Linked DNA regions of Homo sapiens: all the other regions are linked to region 3. The links are chromatin contacts, found by Hi-C or POLR2A ChIA-PET in ENCODE. All regions are on one chromosome and are shown on one strand. The core of a region is the stretch at or near the end of the contact, and the rest is flanking DNA. Distances in the headings are between cores, read along the strand shown. Region 1 holds the start of CAPZA2 (capping actin protein of muscle Z-line subunit alpha 2). Region 2 holds the start of NAMPT-AS1 (NAMPT antisense RNA 1). Region 3 holds the start of IMMP2L (inner mitochondrial membrane peptidase subunit 2).

Evidence for each region. Hi-C counts contacts between places; a loop is a spot of excess contacts on that map. ChIA-PET counts read pairs that join two places held with the same protein, here RNA polymerase II (POLR2A). Pooled maps may share reads with other maps.
Region 1: a pooled map shows a loop between it and region 3 (19-fold over the local background). The contact joins the promoter of CAPZA2 here to the promoter of IMMP2L in region 3. A Hi-C loop is called at or near these places in 7 of 50 pooled maps.
Region 2: a map of B cell shows a loop between it and region 3 (24-fold over the local background). The contact joins the promoter of NAMPT-AS1 here to the promoter of IMMP2L in region 3. A Hi-C loop is called at or near these places in 2 of 168 maps with a recorded cell type or tissue (B cell and naive thymus-derived CD4-positive, alpha-beta T cell) and 8 of 50 pooled maps. POLR2A ChIA-PET finds 5 or more read pairs at or near these places in 2 of 52 experiments (CD4-positive, alpha-beta T cell and CD4-positive, alpha-beta memory T cell).

What each region holds. Positions count from the first base shown.
Region 1 is chr7:116,861,196-116,864,084 of GRCh38, reverse strand. CAPZA2 (capping actin protein of muscle Z-line subunit alpha 2) reads right to left here and starts at 1,498. Exons shown (of 10, transcript NM_006136.3): 1 at 1,435-1,498. The coding sequence starts at 1,473. RefSeq lists a silencer at 1,011-1,750 and enhancers at 1,117-1,879, 1,831-1,880.
Region 2 is chr7:106,283,836-106,287,172 of GRCh38, reverse strand. NAMPT-AS1 (NAMPT antisense RNA 1) reads right to left here and starts at 1,927. Exons shown (of 1, transcript NR_186647.1): 1 at 847-1,927. NAMPT (nicotinamide phosphoribosyltransferase) reads left to right here and starts at 2,190. Exons shown (of 11, transcript NM_005746.3): 1 at 2,190-2,345. The coding sequence starts at 2,289. RefSeq lists silencers at 1,691-2,230, 2,501-2,860.
Region 3 is chr7:111,561,172-111,564,270 of GRCh38, reverse strand. It overlaps IMMP2L (inner mitochondrial membrane peptidase subunit 2), which reads left to right and starts at 1,779. Exons shown (of 6, transcript NM_032549.4): 1 at 1,779-2,420. RefSeq lists a silencer at 1,618-2,247.

The DNA.
Region 1 (2,889 bases), core at 249-2,748, 5.3 Mb before region 3:
CATTGAATACTGTACAGCAACTTTTGTGGATACGGGGATCTGCCTACTGGGTCTGTGGGCTATGGAGACGTTGCTCGCCCCCATTTTGTTGTTGTATTATCACTTTCACCGAAGAACACAAGAGAAAAAAAGATTTCCGAAAATAAAGATGAGGCTGACTTCTGACCATTCACATTGGGAATGGGACAGAACCTTCTATTTCGGTGCAAGAACACAGCATATAAAAACATCTAGAGCAGAGGGTCCTAAATGAAAATATCCTCAGACTTACATGAAGATTTCTTAAACACCACAACATACCTAAATGTACCTGTATTTTCCTGCACTGGCTTTGAAATTTAAAAATGAAGCACTCTTTAACGAAGAGTGGACATTTCCAACCCTGCAACTAACTCATTCCTATGTTCTGTCAGTTACTTCTAAGGGTCCTTTCCGAGAAACAGTCAAAATTAGCAGGGTTCTCCCCTACCCCACCACCCTCGGGAATGGGACGTTCCCAAAAGCCAAACGAAAGGGGCGAATTAAGAGAGCAGCAGTTCAATGAATTATTCCATTACTCGTTTTAAATATCTGAGAACTTAAGTCGTTCATCTGGTTCCATTGCTGTCACAGCATCTAATATACAGTAAAAGGAGTTGCACATTTTCCCCTCTTCGGAAGAAGTCCTAGCAGGAAAGTGAGGTGCCACCAAATCGACCCCCGGGGGGGGGCTGCTGCCAACGTGGGCAGAAAACAACTATGGGGAGGGGGTCGTCTTTTTGTGAGCAACTCCGCTGCCTCCTGGGGAACATGGGAGCTGCAAGCTTACTGCTAGAGCCACGAAAGGAAAGAGAGAAGGAGGGAGAGATGCCTCCATGGGGAAAGGGAAAAAAAAGGATAAACCGTAGAGGATCAGAAAAGGAAGCATTTTGCTTTGAGGAGGGGGAAGTAGAAGGGAGAAGTGAAGGTCTGCTTCCTAAGCGATTTTTCCCTTCCCCTCACCCGCCGCTACACTCACAGGCCAGGCCGCCGCGCTGGGCACTGCCCTTGGGCCGCTCCCACGCACGGACGCAAACCCCTTTGCGTCCCTGGTCCCCGGTCCCCGGCCCCGGCGGAGGCCCCGCGGCCCGACAGCAGGAGAGGGTCCTGGGCAGCCGCCGCCCTCCCCCGCGCCCGCGCCCCCGCCCGCCGTCGCCCGGCTCCCGCTTCCTATTTTCGGAGTACACACCCTACAAGGAGCGGAGCGAGCAGGCCTGGCAGAGACCTGCCCCCGCGCGGGGCCTCGGGTGACGGACAGGGGCAGGCACTGGGCGCAGTAAGGATGGGGGAGGAAGGGCAGCCGAGGGCAAGGCCAGCTGCGGGCCAATGCCCTTCCCCCGCGACCAGACTCCGGGCCCACCCGCCCGGGCTGAGCCGGCTCCTGACAGCCCGCGCCGTCGCCCCCGCGACTCTTACCTTCTCTTCATCAGACAACTGCTCCTCCAGATCCGCCATCTTCCTTCTGGCGACAAACCGCGGCGGCGGCGGCGGCAGCGGCCACCTGACTTCCCCGTTTCCGTGCGGTCCTCAGCGCCGCGCGCCCCCGCTAAGGGAGGGGCCCGCCGCTCAGGCCGCCGCGCACGCGCACCCCGGGAGCCCCGCCTCCCTCGACCCGGCCCTCGCGGACTGAGCGCGGCTGTGCGCGTGCGCGGGCGCCTGGTGGCCGGGCGGGGGACCGTGTCTCGCTGGGCCGCCTGCTGCAGGCTTGCTAGCATCTTGAGTGCAGCGTGCTCTCCCCACTGTGACCATATGGGCTCAGTCTGCGATGAGTACATTCTGAGCCCTTCGTTATGTTTCCATCAAGTCCTGAACTCTGCCAGCTAAAATGTGAAAAGGTGTACAAATAGAAGCCTTTTAAACATTGTTTTTTCAAATATTAGAGAAGATAGTTGGCTTTCATTAAAATACACATCACGACCCTCTCCATAATTGAAAGATTGCTCTTGATATACTCCTTTATTCATCCAACAAATATTTTTTGGTTCTTTAACGGGGTGCGGGGCACTGTGTTAGTCTCTGGGGATACAGTGTTGAGGGGGAAAAAAGCAAGCTAGACATACATGTTCATAGCAGCACAATTCGCAATTGCAAAGAGATGGAACCAACCTAAGTGTCCATCAACCAATGAGTGGATAGAGCAAATGTGGGTATATACACCATGGAATACTACTCAGCCATAAAAAGGAACGAAATAATGCCTTTTGCAGCAACTTGGAAGGAGCTGGAGGCCATTATTCTAAGTGAAGTAACTCAGGAATGGGAAACCAAATATTTTATGTTCTCACTTATAAGTGGGAGCTAAGCTATGTGGGTTCAAAGGCATAAGAATGATAAAATGGACTTTGGGGACTGGGGAGGGGATAAATTACTACGTATTGGGTACAGGGTACACTGCTCAGGTGATGGGTGCACTAAAATCTCAGAAGTTACCGCTAAAGGACTTATCCATGTTACCAAAAATCCACCTGTATTCCAAAACTGTTGAAATAAAAAGAGAAACTTCCATACTCAAGAAGCTCATTTTCTACTCATTAAACAAACATATATTGAACAGTTGGGGCCGGGCGCGGTAGCTCAGGCCTGTAATCCCAGCAATTTGGGAGGCCTCCGTGGGCAGATCATCTGAGGTCAGGAGTTCGTGACCAGATTGGCCAACATGAAGAAACCCCGTCTCTACTAAAAATACAAAAATTATCCGGGGCGTGGTGGCGCATACCTGTAATACCAGCTACTCGGGAGGCTGAGGCAGGAGAGTTGCAGAAGTCATTGCAACCCGAGAGGCGGAGGTTGTCCCTGTCCCTGCAACCCGGGAGACGGAGGTTGCAGTCAGCCGAGGTCGCGCCACTGTACTCCAGCCTGGGTGACAGAGCA
Region 2 (3,337 bases), core at 678-3,177, 5.3 Mb after region 3:
CAACTCAAAGATTGCAAGATCAAATTTTGCATCTTAAAAAAATACTACCATAAACAAAGCCCACATTATAATCAGAATCCTACTTTCTTTTCTGCATAAAGCAGCATAGAACAACGGTCATTTATAGATACATGAATTCCAGGAAGCTAAACAAATAAGAATTTGTACTATAAGTAAAGTAGGTTATATAAATTTTAAATGAAGGAAAAAACACCAAATTAAGGACAAAAATTATCTTTTTCCTTCTTTGAATTGCACTCCTTGAAATAATATAAAAAAACTCCCAAAATCAAATATTAAAAAATAATTTGTTTAGGCCGGGCGCGGTGGCTCACGTCTGTAATCCCAGCACTTTGGGAGGCCGAGGCGGGAGGATCACGAGGTCAGGAGATCGAGACCATCCTGGCTAAGACGGTGAAACCCCATCTCTACTAAAAATACAAAAAATTAGCCGGGCGTGGTGGCGGGCGCCTGTAGTCCCAGCTGCTTGGGAGACTGAGGCAGGAGGATGGCGTGAACCAGGGAGGCGGAGCTTGCAGTGAGCCGAGATCCAGCCACTGCACTCCAGCCTGGGCGACAGAGCGAGACTCCGTCTCAAAATAGAAATAATAATTTGTTTAAATGCGTTTACAAATAATTTTCCCCGGTAAAACACAGGGAAGATCAACCAATAAATACATAAGCCCTCTTGTTTCAAACCTCGTTGCTGAAAATAATTGTAAGTGTACTAGTATTTACTACATTGGTGAGTGCCTGGTGATACCTTCCACTTCCATGATCTTTGCCCTGTATTGTATCTACGTGTAGATGAGGTGATTGTCAAAAATATATACTGACTTCAAGACATAGTGTTGACTGAGGTTGTCTTTATTAGAAGTCTCAGCCATGCCTCCAGTTTCGAGATGAATCTCAATTCACAAGTTCCACTATGAATCTCAATTCACAAGTTCCACTACCACCACCACCATCACTGCCCCCAGATAGAATGAGACTTCTAATAACTTGAAAGACAAGTCTATAAATATCCTGTAATCGTTTTCACTGTATCACTTTTTCCTGGCTACTTTTATCCGATAAAAACCTCAATTTATTTTTAAGCTATTAAACATGCGGACAAAGGGAATCTTAGTTTTATGCAAAAACGCAACCACGCATGAGAACTGCGCAAGTCTTTCTTGGAATGGTCTGTATTTGGGTGAAGTCATCAGACGTCATTACACTTCTTTATTTTGGGGTTGCCAACTCGTTTCCCAGGATTTAAAGACTATAACGATGATAAAAGTCAGTGTCGCACCCTGTCAAAGGCTTGGCCCGTTGCCTTTTCCTTCCCGGCAATACTCGGTTCAATTAGGTCTTGTCCCCTCATTATCTGTGAGGACTGAATTCCACCCCCGCTTTTCAACGCAGGCTCTTTGCTCGGGAAAAGTCAAACCATCTCTCAAAGGATCAAAGAGCTCAGCCATAGACAGAGCCGCCGGAGGAAAGCGGAGTCGCTGCATCAGATGAAAGGGGCCCCTCAGCCTCACTCCTCACCGCAGCTCCTGGGATCTTAAAGACAGGGTCAGGAGGATCAGGAGGGACAAGAGGGATGGAGGCGAAAGGCTGGATCCTTAATCCAGGCCGGAGACAAAGGTGAGTAACTGCGCGTGGTGGACGGGAAGATGGGCAGTAGGAGGCTCCTCGCCCCCTAGCCGGGTGGCGTGACTTCAGGAGGACCCAGAAAACCGGCCAGGACTGGGTAGGACGGAAGGTCCCAGGCGGGGCGGGCGAACCGGCTCCTCGTGGCACTGGCAAAGCTGGGAACGCCCCCTCCAGGCCCCGCCCTCCCGCGCCCGTGCCGGGAACTCGAACTTAGGTAAGCGCCCGGGTCACGCGCCGGGGCTGCCCCGCTGCCTCCAGCTTCCCAGAGCTGGCGTCTGGGAGGAAGAGCGCGTGCATCACGTCCTCCTCCCCGCCCCGCCTCCGCGCACTGCGCAGCGCGCTGCCGCGCCCCGCCCTTTCTCGGCCCCCGGAGGGTGACGGGGTGAAGGCGGGGGAACCGAGGTGGGGAGTCCGCCAGAGCTCCCAGACTGCGAGCACGCGAGCCGCCGCAGCCGTCACCCGCGCCGCGTCACGGCTCCCGGGCCCGCCCTCCTCTGACCCCTCCCCTCTCTCCGTTTCCCCCTCTCCCCCTCCTCCGCCGACCGAGCAGTGACTTAAGCAACGGAGCGCGGTGAAGCTCATTTTTCTCCTTCCTCGCAGCCGCGCCAGGGAGCTCGCGGCGCGCGGCCCCTGTCCTCCGGCCCGAGATGAATCCTGCGGCAGAAGCCGAGTTCAACATCCTCCTGGCCACCGACTCCTACAAGGTAAAGCTCGGGGCCCGGGCAGATGAGGAGGAGCGGGGCGCGCTGGGGACGAGCGCGCGGCAGGGGGGCGGGGGCGGCTGGGGCTGGGGTTGGGGCTGGGGCTGGGGCTAGGGTCGCGGCGCGGGGAGGCCCGGGGGAGGCGCGGGCGGCGGCGGCTGGGGCAGGTGAGGAGGCGCCGCAGTGGGCAGGAGGTGGCTTGAGGAGGATGGAGGGCTGGGCGGTGGAGGCGGGGCCTGGGGGCGCGCGGCGGCGGCGGCGCGGCGGGGGGCTGAGGCGGGCCCCAGCGGACTCCCGGGCGCCGGTGCTCGGGGCTCGGGGCTCGGGGCTTGGGCGTCGCCGGCGAGCGCATGCCCTTCCCTGAAGCGCGGCCTCTTGGCCTGGAGCTGGGACCAGTTAGGTAACGGCCCCGGGGACCCGCAGTGGAGAGTGAGCGGGGCTTTCCCCCGGGCCAGCCCGGCGCGCTCGCCCCTGGCTGGGCAGGTAAGTCTCCCGGGGCGCGAGGTGGGAGAAGTCCTGGCGCGGGCGCCGGAGCAGCCGCGGTCCTCTGCGGCTCCGGCGCGGAGGACACTCGCCTGGCCCCGGTAGCCGTAGTGGATTCCCCTGTCCCACTCCGCCGGGCTCCGTTTCAAACTCCTTGGCACCTAGTGATTGCTCGTGCTCCTTATCCCTGGGTGTAGAGGCCGCTCTGCTCTTATCTGCTTTAGGGTCATTACAGGATTTCTGTGAAAAGGAAAATGAAACACGAGGATTTAAAGGAACTGTAGTTTTAACCCTAGAGAACATGTGGAGAGGGAAATGGCACAGCGTTGCGTTCACATGCCCATTGAACACTTGTGTGGGTAGCTGCCACATTCAGTTGATATGAAGCACGCAGTAGTGAAGGGAAGAGGTAAAGTAAATTTTACTTGAGCAGCATAGTGGTTTGGAATACAGTGGTAAAACATAGTACTCTCATGTTTTTGTTTTGATTCTTTTTTTTTCCTTTGTTTTTA
Region 3 (3,099 bases), core at 530-3,029:
TATTTCAGTGACAAGTAAGAAAAACTGGGACATATCCCCTTCACAGGAGAGCAATTTTGCTCTCTTTAGGAAACTCTTGGAATTTTAGTTATCAGGCTATTTAAGACCCTGAGTAGATTCTTAAACCTTTAGAATAAATTTTGAACCAAGAGTGCCAGAATGTCTGTTATTTACATTAGTATTAAGTGATCTGAAAGTGCACAGAGTAGTTTGGCAGTATCTAGAGGGAGAATAGAGACAGAAATAATGAAGATACAACTGGAGGAGTAAGAAAAGGAGAAAAAAAGTATTTTATGTCTGTTCAGTATTTCTAGGTGCCACTGCTGCTAAATGCCTGGGCTTCAGCCTAGGTTGGGTTGCTCCTAGCAAAGAAAACCAGTCCCTGAGACAACGAGTATTGCCAGGGAAGACAGGCTTTAATGCAGGTGATGCTGGCAGGGAGACCAGTCTCAAACATGTCTTAGGGAGACTAAAGTTAGGGCTTTCTATAGCAGGGAATTATGGAGGGGTAAGGAAGAGGAGTTTGTGAACAGGCAGCAGATGCACCTCATTGTCCAGATGTAGTGTTCTGGAAAGTTGCATTTCCTTGACACTATCTGGGAGGTCTGACAGTTTATCTGCTGAGAAAGGAACTCAGGTAAAATGCACGCAAGTTTCTCAAGTTTCACTTCGAAGGGAAAATTTGGCCGGTTTCGGTCTTCCCTTTCTATTTATCAATTCCTCAATCATGCGGAATCTGGTAGTTGATCTTTCTGGCTGCTTCACGTGAAGGAAGGGCATCTTGGGATGATATGGAATGAAAATATCGCACCTGTAATTGCAAGTACTTACGAGTACCTGGTTGGCATCCAGCTTGTTGGAGCACCATGATTTGGGTACTTTCATCAACATTTTAAACCACATTGAATTAGGATAATTAATAACATGGATAAGAAGGTTTCTTTGTAGGTTGTAATAACCCAGTTAAGAGTTTGTACCATTCGGCCGGGCGCAGTGGCTCACGCCTGTAATCCTAGCACTTTGGGAGGCCTAGGTGAGCGGATCACGAGGTCAGGAGATGGAGACCATCTTTGCTAACACGGTGAAATCCCATCTCTACTAAAAATACAAGAAGATTAGCCGGGCATGGTGGCGGGGGCCTGTAGTCCCGGCTACTAGGGAGGCTGAGGCAGGAGAATGGCGTGAACCCGGGAGGCGGAGATTGCAGTGTCGCTCTGGCGACAGAGCGAGACTCCGTCTCAGGAAAAAAAAAAAAAGAGTTTGTACCATTTGAGGGCAAAAGCTTCAGTATGAAATTCCCGTTTCTCTCAAGTAAACCGCCTGTCCTGTGTTACTCACTTTGTTTTACCTGGAGGCAGCAAAACTGAATAGTTTTCCTGAGTGCTCATGAGTAGGAAAAAATGAAATGAAGAGTTGCCCAGAGATCGCTAGTGAGGTGCTTTGCCACTACTGCCCTGTACTTAAGTAACTGTGAGGGTTCTCTGTTTCCTGGCTTCTAAAACAAGAGGAAGAGCTGAAGACACAGTTTCATAGACTTTTCGGCTCTTTATTGTAGTCTCCCCCATTAGTACGTTGCTGAGCTTAGGGCAAGTGCTCAATAATAGCTTGCTGAATTAGTGTTGTGTTTGATCCTTTCAGATCCACGCCGCATTTTGAGCCCGACCTGGGCGGGCGGTCCAGAGACCAGTTTTCCGCCGGGGGCGGAGCTTCGGGCGGCCAGCGCGCGACGGGGCAGCGGGGCGGAGCTTGCCGCCGGCGGAGGGCGGGGTCTGCGCGGGGACTTCCCCCGGGCTGAGCTGCGCAGCGGGTGCGGAGGGCGGGCGCCCGGCGTCCGGCGGCGGGTGGGGGGCTGTGAGGCTGGCAGGGGTCGGCGGGCGCGTAGCCGCCGACCCTTGGTGGTCTCTTGGGCTGGGGACCCTTCCCTGGGAGTCGGCCCCGGCCCCGGCGGGGCGGGCGTTGCCGGGAGGCGGAGGGGTGCGCGGCCGCGAGTCCTGCGTGATCGCGAGCATGTGTGCGTGCGCGTGTTTATCTGAGGCGCGTGCGGCGGCCACCCCAGCCTAGTCCTCTTCTTGGTGCCACTGGCTAACTAGGTTGAGAAACCGGCGCCACAGGCGGCACACCTGGCCCGGAGCTGGCCCGCTCCTCCCCGCCGAGCCGGCGCCCCAACAACGCGCCCTCTCCCAGTCCTCACAAAGGGGCCTAGTCCGGCCCCCGGCTCTGGCCGTGAGGGAGCGCTGTGGGGGCGCGCTGCCTTCTGCCTGGAAGTGTTGGGCAGGTGGTGGGAGAGCGTCAGGCTTGAACAACATGATTTTAAAGCACGTGTCTGTCTGTCGTTTTTTACTTTTAGGGTTTTGGCCAAATTGGGCGAGGGCACAAAATAACCACTTACCCCTTCTCACCGAGGAAGAGCGGGAGAAAGGGTAAGTAAGGAATGGTCAGGGGTGGAAGGACCTAGGACTTTATCCTGAGAGCGAGCGAGAGAGAGAAGGGCTAGATGTCCAGAACTGCTCGTGGGGAACTTGGGCCCAGATTCTACCTTTTCATCGGGAACTGGAGGACCCACCTTCAAAGTCACAGGCTCCAGGCCCCGGACTGTTTTCAGCCTCACACAGTCTATAGAGTTTAACAGCTTGGGCATGTGGATCCCTTTTAGCCCCTTGACCCGACAGAAAACTGCACTTCCCCTTTACCTGTTTTTACCTTGGAACATTGGTCCTCTCTAGTTGTCTGTCTCCGGCCCCTATCTTATTAGCCAGCTTTGACTAATCCCTGAGACCATAGCACTAAAGAATCCAGGTCCTGTTTGATAATGAACAGTAACCCCCCTAGGGATGTTTACATTTTAAAAGGGTACTCCTGAAAAAATCCTTTAGGACCCCAAAGCATAAAGTTAGTAACAAGATTACAAGTGTTGAAGTTCTTTGGGATCTCTCAAGCTTACAGAAGAAGATGTTTTGAGGGGAGAGAGATGACCAGGCTGGGCCTTTTTCTCTGGGCTTTCACTCTTGGTACCTCCTGGCAAGCATTCCATTCACTTTTGAAAAGTTGCCAAAAAGGACACTGAAGTTCTCTGAGGCTTACTGTGATTTTCAGTGTGGT